Regions from separate parts of the Mus musculus genome. Here region 2 is linked to region 1. The links are chromatin contacts, found by Hi-C or POLR2A ChIA-PET in ENCODE. All regions are on one chromosome and are shown on one strand. The core of a region is the stretch at or near the end of the contact, and the rest is flanking DNA. Distances in the headings are between cores, read along the strand shown.

Evidence for each region. A loop is a pair of places that touch in the nucleus more often than their neighbours do. ChIA-PET counts read pairs that join two places held with the same protein, here RNA polymerase II (POLR2A).
Region 2: a map of T-helper 17 cell shows a loop between it and region 1 (2.0-fold over the local background). The contact joins two enhancer-like sites. A Hi-C loop is called at or near these places in 4 of 37 maps with a recorded cell type or tissue (T-helper 17 cell, adrenal gland, mouse embryonic stem cell and 1 more). POLR2A ChIA-PET finds 5 or more read pairs at or near these places in 2 of 5 experiments (Patski and embryonic stem cell).

What each region holds. Positions count from the first base shown.
Region 1 is chr11:53,790,787-53,796,866 of GRCm38, reverse strand. All of the region lies in intron 3 of Gm12216 (predicted gene 12216), which reads left to right. Among named protein-coding and RNA genes, the nearest start is that of Irf1, 24 kb to the right of the region's middle. Within about 2 kb of position 2,151, at least 2 of the 3 ENCODE cell types and tissues checked have a DNase peak (open chromatin) inside an H3K27ac peak, as active enhancers do.
Region 2 is chr11:53,840,891-53,846,970 of GRCm38, reverse strand. All of the region lies in intron 2 of Gm12216 (predicted gene 12216), which reads left to right. It overlaps Gm30785 (a long non-coding RNA gene), which reads right to left. Exons shown (of 3, transcript XR_879845.2): 1 at 5,851-6,080; 2 at 3,048-3,126. Among named protein-coding and RNA genes, the nearest start is that of Gm30785, 3.7 kb to the right of the region's middle. Within about 2 kb of position 3,672, at least 1 of the 3 ENCODE cell types and tissues checked has a DNase peak (open chromatin) inside an H3K27ac peak, as active enhancers do.

The sequences.
Region 1 (6,080 bases), core at 902-3,401:
AAATGAAACTGGAAAAATCAAAGCCTCACATCCTGCAGGGCGCCAGGCTCTCTTCCACAAGGAAGAGTTCCCAAGGGAGAAAGGCGCATGCTCAGTGAGGGTGGCTGGGTTGTCAATCCATAACGTGGCTTCGTGTGCCATTTCCAACACTGCCTGGGGTGGGAGTGGGGCTGCCTTCACTCCCACCGCCTGCCTGGATGTCCCCATGAGCCAGGAGGCACTCACACAATCTAACTGGGGGTCAAAGATCAGGAATCCTGGGCTCAGCTCCTCTAACTCCACCTCTACAGATACACACGAGTTCCAGGGTACACACACGATGGCAGCCTGGGTAATCCAGCAGGTCAGCCTTCAGACAGATAACAGATTTCCTGACAAAATTAGGATACAGGAGAGAATTCAGCGCAAAAGAGCTACAAATTGACCTGCTGACTCCACCCTACCCTTCATCTCATCTGAAATGTCTCCTCCTCCGGGAAGAGCTGCTCAGATCCCTCCAGCCCTACACATACATCCCTTAGGTTAAGGCCGCTTGAAACTAAACTGCACCTTCTCTTTACCTTGCCTTTGCTAGCTAGCTATATGCTAACATACCCAGCATCTGCCTCTTTCAGTGAACTGCACTCCTTTGCGGCTTAGACTTTGTCTGTGAGGCTTATGTTACGTCCCCGTGCTGCCAAGTACACACTCAGTGTGGAGTCCTTATGATGCTCCCTCAAGACTACTATTGCCTCAGGGGCTCTGGTGTCTACAAGTCTTCCCAGACCTTCATGTGACGCTGTGGTGGTGACAGATACCCCGAGTCTGCAGTTTCCAGTCTCTAGCCCCAGGTCATGGAATACTTGGACTGTCTCCAGTATCTACAGGATTCTAGGTTGGGGGTGGGGATTGGTCATGTGGTTAAACCTCCTGTGGCACATTCAACATAGCTCTGTCTCTGCCCCCTTATCTAAACAGCTGGACGTCACGTAGCCCATTCCACAGACACAAGGACACTTGACTCCAGAAGGACCAGAAGAAAAGCCATTTTCATTGCGTCACGTAGGAGCTAAAAGGTTGGGGAAATGAGCGATTTAAAAAAAAAATTTATTAAATTGTGCCTTCGTGTGTGTGTGTGTGTGTGTGTGTGTGTGTGTGTGTGTGTGTGTACCCTGTTGTTACCCTAGCTTAGAGCAGTTATTACTATGAATACATCTCCCAAACACACAGAGCAGGGTAAACATGAGGGGCCTGCCACCTCATCTTCCTTCCAATGTTTGTCTAGGATAGGACAATAGCTTCATTTATTTAATGTGAAGTTAGAAGTCTTAGCAGAGGAAGGTGACAAACTCAAACTGCCAACCGTTTGAACTGTGGCCTGGCCTGGGCTGAAGACGATGTGGCCAGTGCAGATGGTGAGGGCCCAGGGGCAGCCCACTTCCTCCCTCCCTGCCTGCCTCTGCCTGTCTCTGTCTCACCAGCAGGCTTCCCAGGGCTGCAGGAAGTGAGGCAAGGAGCAGACCTTTTGGGTGTGTTTGTGGGGGGAGTGCGGGAGTAGGGGAGTGGGGCATAGACGGTGCAGCTGCCATGTTTGAGGATGGAAGATTGGTCCTCTCTGGGTCCGGACTTCTGAGCTGCCACGGGCTAGTGTCTGCCTTCTTGCCACTAAGCCTGCTCGACATTAGTCTGCAGCAGGCTCTTCTGTCTTGCGACTGAGTGCCACGGTCTTGATGGTCCAGGGAGACAGGAAGGGGGAGAGTCGAGTCTTCTCTTGGAGGAAATGCAGCTGTGGTTTTGAGACGTTCATAGTGCTGAGCTGTGGTTGGTGTTTCTCAGGGTTCTCAGAGGTGAACGCACGGTCAGCCCCGTGTCACCAAATAAGGTTCACAGTGACCCTAGCAACAGTCTTCACTGCCCATTGGCTGCCGCGGCTGCCATGAGAGGCGGGCTGCTGTTTCCACATGCACAGAGGTTCCTCTGCCTGAAATCATTGCCCTTCAGAGCACCGCAGAAAGGGACCGTGTTATGAACAAAGGTGGACAAGCGGGGGTGGGGTGGGGCGGGGCGGAACTCTGCCGGCCCTGTGAGTTTCAGAGTCCAAACCTCCTGAATCATCACACAGATACTGACCAACACCATCTGTGCAGTGGCCAGAGCCCAGCTTGCGGAGACAGGCCCTCTACCCCCTGCCCGGGCTTCCAGCCTGAACTCCACAGTAGTTACCATTTTGGTTCAGCTCATTTTCCTTTGTGCCAGGCACTGAGCTAGACTCTTTCTATATGAGATGCCTTTGAATCAGTAACCCTGTTACCCCTCTTTTATACAGAAACCGAGGCTGAAGAAAGTAAGGACTGACCCAAAGTTATAAGTCACACTTTAATCTCAATTTAGATAGCTCCAGATCCCATGCTGTTGGCCACTGTACTGTACCGAGTGTCTCTGGCTCAGCCACTCAGCGTTCTGACATAAGGGGGATTAAGATGAAGTCTGCACATGTGACGTATGCCTGGGGAACCTGGTGCCAAGCAGTAGATTGTCTGACTATATATATACATACATACACACATACCTCAGCAGGGTGACCTGGGCATCCCCCCAACAGGCCTCCCAAGGGTCCCACATGGTCCTCCAAGGAGTATGCTGCTCAAACATTGAGGTTTGGGAACCAGATTCCGCTGTGCCTCTCTCTGGTATTTGGTCTCCACTTCCTCTTCTGGACTTCTTCCCATCCCCCACCCAACTGCACCACCAGTGTGAGGAGCAGACAGAAGGCCACCAAAGAGGTGCTAGCCTGTGGGAGCCAGGGGAAACAGGACTGGCAGGCCAGGCCGAAGGGTTCAGAAAGGAAAGAGTCAAAGTAAAAGAGCAGCCATTCCTCCTCTACCCAGACAGCGCTGCTGCGGGGTTAGAGCACCGCCTCCCTAAGGACCACTTTCTAGACCAAAAGTAAAACTGAAGAGGCTGAGGCCTGGCTCAGTGCTAGGAAGCACTTGCTGCTCTTGCAGAGGACGCAAGTTCCTTCCCAACATCCACAACTGCTTGTAACTTCTCTTGTGGCCTCTGTGGATACACGCACATGTACATGCATGCACGTGTGCGTGCGCGCACGCACACACACAAATAAAAACTTTATATATATATATTTGGGAGAGGCAGTGAGATAGCACTGATTAAAGGCATCAGCCACCAAGCCTGATGATAAATTCTATAGCTGGTACCTACACGGGAGGAGAAGAGAACTGACTTCCACCTGTCCTCTGATCTCCACATGTATATGCCATGGCACAATCTCCTACACCCTGACAAAAATAAATAAATAAATGCAAAGAAAAAAATTTAAGATGAAAATGCAAATACCTTATAATTTCAAAGTCCCACTCCTCCGAATCTTTTCTTGCCATAGTCTGACCCTTTTACCCTGGCAAGTTTTGTTGTGTGATAAAACTTCCCATTTGGAGAGGCAACACACATCTGGTCTCCCCAGATAGGGAGCCCAAGACAGACCAAAGTATGGATACAGTGTCCAAGTTGTGAGCCATATGTTTTGGGGTTACTTACAGGAATATGTGTGAGAGGTTACTTACAGGAGCAGAAATGACTCAAAGACAGCTACAACATCAAGGCTCACTCCAGCATGGGTGAGAGCTTACAAAGCTGGGAACCTGGAGCGCAGTGCACAGCCGGCAGGCAGCTCAACAGGTTGGAGAGTTTCCAGATGGCTCAGTTTGTCTAAATTTCTTCCAGGCAGCTGGGCTGTCTGCTGGCACAGCTTTTCTCCTCCGAGAGTTGTCTTTGTATCTCAGCTTTCTTCCCTCTGAGAGAGCCTCTCATGTTACTCTGGTGGGGAAGGGCCTAATGAATCTGGTCAGTTTCAGGAACTTCCTGAAGCTATTTTAAGTTTACCTTCCTGCTCAACTTCCCTGCCGAACAGAATGTTTCAATCTCACTGTTTCACAGTAGAGAAAGAATCCCGAATTTCAGAATGACACACACACCCCTATAATCTCATTGATAGTGAGAGGCAAGGGAGATCAAGAGTTAAAGGTCAGGCTGGCAGGGATGGTGTGTTTGAGATTATCTTAGGTAACTTGAGACCCTTTCTCAAAAGACAAACAAACAATAATCCAAACATCTATGGACAGAAAAGGAGCCCAGATAAACCACAAGACATTCTTGCAGTGACAACAGGAGCCACAGAGATATGCAGTAGCCATACTATGTGGTAATACTGGAATGATCAGTGACTACTATTATTGAGGGAATAATCAGCAAAATACATACAAAGAGATTTTTCTCAGGAGCTGGCTCAGCAGTTAAGAGCACTGACTGCTCTTCCAGAAGTCCTGAGTTCAATTCCCAGCAACCACATGGTGGCTCAGAACCATCTTTAATGGGATTCAGTGCCCTCTTCCAGTGTGTCTGAAGACAGAGACAGTGTACTCATATAAAATAAATAAATAAATCTTTTTTTAAAATCTCACTTATAAAAAATATATACATATTTTTTTTTCTCAAAAAGTTTATCCCTGACAACACTCAGCTTCGGAAGGCAAACAAAGGATGGAGGGCTACTATGTGTATATATGAATGAGCATAGACATCTCACAGGGAGCACCTGGAGGACTTTGCACAGGGAACACATGAAGGACTTTGGCCATAGGGTTACTATCTCTTACTCTTGGTGATGGTTTCAAAGAGATTTGGCTTCTGGTTATCTGTTAAACAGAACTTACGTTATGTAAGGGTTTTTTTGTATGTATATTTTTCACCGTAGGAAATGAAGGGCAAGGCTGATGACAGGACTTAGCCAGGAATGGTGCTTGCTGCCATGCCTGATGACCTCAGTTCCCAGTAACCCATATATATATATATATATATATATATATATATATATATATATATATATATACATATATATGTGTGTGTGTGTGTGTGTATAATATGTATATGTATGTATATGTATATATGTGTGTATATATATATATACATACATATATATGTGTGTGTGTATGTATGTATATGTATATATGTGTGTGTGTATATATATATGTATGTATATGTATGTGTGTGTGTGTGTGTATATATATATATATATATATATATATATATATATATGGTAGACAGAGAGAACCAACCCCCACAATTGTCCTCTGACTTCCACGTGTACTCCATGGCAGAAGTGTGACCTCTATATGCATATACACAGAAGGTAGGCAGATAGACAAACAGATCAATAGCACTTTAACCAAGGGTGTAGCTCAGTCTGTAGGGCGCTTGCCTATCATGCATAAAGTCCTGGGTCCAAACTCTGGCACCACATAAACCAAGCACCATGGCCCATGCCTGTGATCCTAGCACTTGTGGCCCAGGGGCAGGAAGATCAGTAGTTCAAGGGCATTCTTGGCTACATAGTAAATTGGAAGCCAGCCTGAGCTTCATGAGACCCTGCAGAAGGAAGTGAGGAAGGAAGAGGGGCAGGCCGTGGAAGGAAGGAGCAGTTGTGAATCAGTTCACGAATCTTGTGTTGCCCTCAGCATCACCTCAAGCTCATCTCACCCTGCACCTCTGTGCAGACACCATCAGTACCACACTGCTTACTCTGACACAACTGTGACTGACAATGAGAGACAGACATCAAGGAAGGACAATCTATGTTGCCGTAGCCAGAAGCCATCAGAGGTGTGAGAATGGGGGCTGGAAGAAGCCATAGGTCTGTGTTGGGGGTTGGTCTGAAGCCACGTATTCAAATGCTAAGTCCTGGGCCCCCAAGATCTGGTTGCCAACTCCCCGGACACAAGCACATTCTCATGTACACCAAATGATGTTGTATAAAGCTTGCTTCCCTAATTTTATTGACCAATCTGTGATCAGTTTGGTTTATTGACCTCAGTTGCAAGTCAATAAAACAGCTCAACAGCCTGTAGCTGGGCAGAAGAGAAGTAGGCAGAGACTCAGTTCCTGGGCTTGGGTCTTAGGTAGGAACCACAAGAAAGATCGAGGGAGAAGGCAGCCGCCACGGGGTGGATCGTGAGCAAGTGGCCATGAGGGCTGGCCTGATGAATCAGGAACGGTGCAAATGGGGCAGATGCAAGTGTTTATGG
Region 2 (6,080 bases), core at 2,423-4,922, 49 kb before region 1:
ATCCTGGAACTCCCTTTGTAGACCAGGATGGCATCAAACTCACAGAGACCTACCTGCCTCTGCCTCCCAGGCTGGGATTAAAGATGTGCCCCGGGGGCTGGTGAGATGGCTCAGGGGGTAAGAGCACCCGACTGCTCTTCCAAAGGTCCGAAGTTCAAATCCCAGCAACCACATGGTGGCTCACAACCACCTGTAACAGAGATCTGATGCCCTCTTCTGGTGCGTCAAGACAGCTACAGTGTACTTACATATAATAAATAAACAAATCTTAAAAAAAAAAATGTGCCCCACCACCTCCCAGCTTGGAAAAGTTTTCTTTTAAAACTTGAAAAGCCCTCCTCTGTACCGAGGTTTTGCGACACATTTGAGGGACTCACACCAACAAACACTGAACTCCAGGGGCATAGCTGGCTTGGCTTCATTCTAGAAACTGATACAAAAGAACCAAATTCTTGCTGCAAGTGAGCTGTTATCCCAGTCAGTGACTTTGGGAGCAGTCTTCATCTTTTAAGTGCTTGCAGATGTCTGGATGGGTGTTATCTGAGTTGGTTAAGCGCTGGTCACAGATAGCTAAGATTCTCATACAAGTCTTCCCAAACATGTCTGACTGACTGCTATGAACCAGGAACCTCTGGGACAAATGGGGCATTTCATGCTGCCTGACTTGGGTCAGTAGGCACCCCAACTATGAATTTGTGATTTGGGGAGTGTTTTGTTTTTTTAATTTTCCTTTAAAAACAAACAAACAAACAAAAAACCTGCACACACAACTGTAATAATAATTTTTTAAAAAATAAGCAAGAAATGAAAGTATGGGTCTTGAGGTTTTTCTGGAGAGAATGGGCAGTTGTTGAGAGTGGAGACTCTTCCCAGGGCTTTCCCAAGGTGGACTGAACAGGGGAGTAGGAGCAGTGGAGGCCAGGACCAGAGAGAGGAGAGAAATAGCAGAAGTTGGGATGTAGCTTGGGGGCCTGGGGTGCTGCTGGGTAGCTACAGGACATTGTTCCCTGAGCCTGCCCCTGTCTACAGCATGGGTGGCTGGAATTCTCCCTACCACCTCTGTGTGCCCGTGTTCAGCTTCTTGCCCACCCGGCCTTAGAAAGCCCTGGGGCTGGGCTGCTGCTTTTGAGTAAAACACAGGTGTGAGCGCCTTGGGGAAGGACAGAGCAGGCGGGGACACAGTCATAAGGCATTTCCGGGTGGGTTGTTTTGAAGTCACCACTTAGCAGTTTTCAGTTGAATTGTGTTTTCCTTCCGGCAGCCCTTCCTTCACTGAGACTGCAATACTGGTGATTGCACTGGGCTCTGTTTTTAGGGAGCTCCTCCGCTGGTATGGTCTGCTTTGGAATAGAAGTGAATTTCCCTCCCCCCCACCCCCACACAGGCCAAACATGTAAAAAGGGGTGTGGCTTAAATGTGTCTCCAATTTAATTTCTAGGTTTCATTCCCTTGCTTGGAAAATAGAGGGAGTGTTGGGGTCACTCTTAAACACATTATAAGGTGTAACTTCCAGTGAGTCAGTAGTTTTATTTGTAAATTTTTTTTTGGTTACATATTTGCCCTCTGAACCATCTCACTGGCCTAGTATGTGTGTATGGTATGGTATGTATGTATGTATGTATGTATTGTGGTGCTGGGAACTAAACCCAGAACCTCATGCATGTTAAGAAAGTGCTCTACTAGCCGGGCCGTGGTGGCACACGCCTTTAATCCCAGCACTCAGGAGGCAGAGGCAGGCAGATTTCTGAGTTCAAGGCCAGCCTGGTCTACAGAGTGAGTTCCAGGACAGCCAGGGCTATACAGAGAAACCCTGTCTCAAAAAAACAACAGAAATAAAAAACAAGAAAGTGTTCTACTACCTACCAAGCTATAGCCTGACATGGAATTTTAGATGCCTAAGAGAAAAGACAGTTGCCCCAACGATCTTATAGTCCTCCTGGGGCTGTCAGTCCAGCATGGTCAATAGACTGCTGCCTGGCATGCAAGAGACCTCGGGCTCCAACCCCAGCACTGTATAAAACTCAGTGTGGTGGTGGCCACTGTCATCCCAGCACTGGGGAGGTGGAGGCAGGAGGATCAGGACTCTGGGGTCATCTATACAGACATGGAAAATACCCTAAAAAGCCCAGGTAGACCAGGCTACATAAGACTTGCCCTAGGAGTTCCAATAAGTTCCAGCTGGAGGAAAGAAGACAGGTGGTGTCTGTCTTAGACACTCAGGTGTGAAGAGAGAGTGGCTGTCTAAAGCCATCATGCTAGATAAGTTGGCTGGACAGATTTTGGTGGGGTTATGAGTTTGAATTTGATGCCAAGGAAGAAAAAAGAAAAGAAGAAAAAGTAATACATTTTGAAACAGAGGGAATGCTTAGAGAATAAACAGGAAACTTTCATCTTTGCTTTACATCTAGAAAAAGCAATGCTTTATTTTTGAACACTTTTCCAAGGTCACAGGGCCAGCTGGGATTGGAGTCAGCACACCTCAAGAGTCCCATAGGCTGGTTTGTGTTATCTGCAGCTACAGGTGTCTTTGCCTGTGACCAGGTCCCCACCCAGCCCTGACCTTGTGTATCTTTAGTCTATACTTGGCTGCATTTATCTTTGAGTATCACTCCCTAATCTGACCTGTCACAGGGTGAAAGGGGACTTTACCTAAAGTCCCTGTGGTTGGCACTGGGAAAGCTGGGGCAGGAAGCTGGCCAATTCTCCTCACTCTGAATAAAGAACGTGACAGACAAGTCCCTGGAGCTGCGGGACTGCATGAACTGGTGTCTGTCAGCTCCCTGCCAACTTCGGTTTGCACCCAGGTGTTCTGTGTATTCCTTTGTTATTTCTTGGGTGTGCAGTAACCAGCTAAGCACCTAAAGTGTACCAGGTTGAGCGGTGGGCACAGACTTACAGTAGGGAAGAAAGGATAGCATGCCTTCCCTAAGAAGCGGTGGCAGACCCTTGAGGAGGAAGGAGAACCCTACTGACCAATTCTGTAGTGAAATACAGTCTGTCTTTATGGTTAGAAAGATGGACTTGAAAGGCTGGGGAATGTAGCTTACCCAGCACCCCTGAAGCTCTGGGTTCTGCCTCCAGCCTTGCAGAAATCAGGTATGGTGGTGCCCACCTGTAACCGCAACCCTGCCAAGGTGGAGACAGGAGATTCAAAAATTAAATTCTATTGTGCATAGAGTTCCCGGCTTGCCTAGGCTCAGGAGACCCCATGTAAAAGAAAAACCTAAAACAAACAAAGTGGAATATAGGAAAGAACAAAGAATACAAACTCTCTTAGCACGGTTTGATTTTGTTTGGAGAGACTCCACCTTGACCAGAGAGGGCACTTACATCCTTACTCTCCTCTCCCCCAAGACCCTGGAGACATAAGCTGCTCGCCCTTTTCTTGATCTCTCTAGTCTCCAGTGTAAAATTTGGTTAATTCTATTCTTCCTGTCTGAGGGGAAGAGAAAAGAAACTTCTTAAGGAACACCCCCATTCTAGAGGGTTCTGGTTCTGCTTAAAAAAATAAAAACCCTCCCAAAAGATTGGTGGTGGTGGTGGGGTGTTCATGAGCGCGCATGTGTGTGCGCCAGGGAATGGTGTCGGGTGTCCTCCTCAGCTGTTCTCCGTCTTGTTTTCAGAGGCAGCGTCTCTCTGAACCTGGAGCTTCCTGATGGAGCTAGGCTGGCTGGCTAGCAAGCTCCAGGGACGTGCACCCCCAGCTCCATCTGCCTAGTGCTAGGATTACAGACACGCACAGCAATGCACTTAGCGTTTTACATCTGAAATCATGCCCTCATGCTTACAAGGCAAGCACTCTTGACCGCTTTCTCCACACCCCCACCCCACAACTTAAAAAGATTAAAAACACCCCTGTATCTAGGGTTTCATGATTGTTATTCATTTCATGCGGGCCCCAACCCCTTTCTTTGGCTTTCAAAACAATCACACATTCATCATGTCTGTATGTCTGGGTTTGAAGGCATGGAAGGACAGACAGACATGATACTGACAGCAGCCAGATCACCTTTGCTATGCCCCTGGACTGTCCCTAAGATACCTGTCCTCATGGTTTCCTCATCTGTGCACAGGAATGAAATAATTCATGGTAAGGATGCAAAAGTCTGGGCAAATCCAAAGCTGGTCAGTCTGGCTAATGCTCTCCCTCCAGATTTCATTCTGGCTTCTAGGGAGAATGGTGATACCAAACAGATCTTCTGAGGCCAGACCATTACCTACCATTTCTAGCTTTTGCAGGGGAAAACTTCCTTAGTACACAGGAGCCTCAATTCTAGGCATGCAGAGCCCCTCTGAGCCAGGCAAATGGGAGCAAAGGACAGGGAGTGCCACCCTCTTGGTTCTGTGAATGGCAATAGCAAGGTTAGGGGCAAGGCATGTTCCTGGTATAGCCTATCCCTTGCCTGCTATAGCCATGTCCTGCCAATCTCCTTAGAGCACCACAGAATCCTCCTGGAGCCTGGAGGGGGAGTAGGTGGGTGGGCAGGCTCTGTCACCTGCTCTCATGTTAGGGTGGAGGCATGGGCTCCTCAAGCCGATCTTTTTGCTTTATGGAACAAGACTATGAGGCACTCTCTCCAGCCACCCTGGTTACCTGGTTGCCATAGAACCCTTCCCACTGGTCTTAGCCACAGAACAGTGGTGCTTTTGCTGCTGATAGAGTAGACGTCAGAGCTACCCAGGAGGGTTGCCCAGGAGACAGCTGCATGTGGGCATGCTTGGGAAAGAATTCAGCCTTTCAACTCGTACGTTTCTATATGTGTAAAATGGGAGCAAAAATACCCACATACTTTGTGGTATGGTTTGAACAAAACAGACAGGTGCAAACTATAGAGCACAGACCTGTACGTGGGAGCTATTTTAAAAACAAAAACAAACCAAACAAAAACTCTAGTAGTCTCTCAGTAGAAACAGCCAGGGAGTGTGACCAAGCCCAGCTTCCTGAAGACTGTACATAACGCAGCTTCTAAATTGAAAAAAACCAACAACCTCCAAGATCCCTTTGCCACACTGTTGGCTTTTTAATTTTTATTAGATTTATTTGTGTGTATGCTGCTTGCACACGTGTGCATGTGGAGGTCGGAGGATCGCTTTTGTTAGTTGGTTCTTTCATTCTGCCAGGTGGGTCCTTGGGATTGAACTCAGGCCCTCCGGGTTGGCAGCTTGGACCCACCCACTCCTTTACCCAACTGAGTCATCTTGCCAGCTCTCTGCCACTGTGTTATACTCAGTGATTCTTGTTGCCTAGGGTGGGTAACGGAGCCAACCAGAGTGTGACACCACACCGCTCATTTCCCAGCATCTCTTCTGCATAAGTTCGTTGTCCTTGAAAGGAAACACAGTTATGCAACCAGCTTGACACCGTGGGGCTGGCGAGGCAGCTCTGCAGGTGACATGCAGGAAAGCCCGAGTTCAGATCCCCAGCACCCGTGTGAAAGGTCAGAGGTCCGGTCTGGCCAGGCATGCCTCCGTAATAAGGGCAGTGCCGTGGGAGATGAAGCCAGGAGGATCACTGGAACCTGATGGCTGCCAGCTCACCCCACGGTCATTAAGAGATCCTGTCCCAGAGGAATAAGGTAGAGAGGGATTGCAGGACATCCCATGTCCTTCCTCTGGCCTCTTCGCAAGCACCAGCACACCATCTACCATTCTCACCAACAAAAGTAAATAAATAAGTTGAAGGTTTATAATACCGAAGGCTGTGCATAATTATCCCTTTTGATTCACGTAAGGTCTAGGCGGAAAAAAAAAAAAAAAAAAAAAAAAAAAAAAACAGACAGCTGTGATCCCCAAGGCAGCCCTGTTGGTGTGCAGCAAACCTGAGCTCAGGTGACGCAGAACAGTGCCTACCTTCGCCTCGGCATTGTCCCCTGAACGTGGCTGTGGCTGAAGTGACTGTGACAGCAGGTACCCTGGTTGGTTCCCTTCTCCCACAAGACTTAGCTGTGCATCACAGTTTCATAAATCTGTCCTGTTCTAGAATATTCCAAGGAACACTGCTGGCTTTTCCTTTGGTGGACACTTTAGGTCTGGAGGGCAGTGGCTTCTTCCTTGAGTCCCTTTTGCAGTGTTCCCCAGAG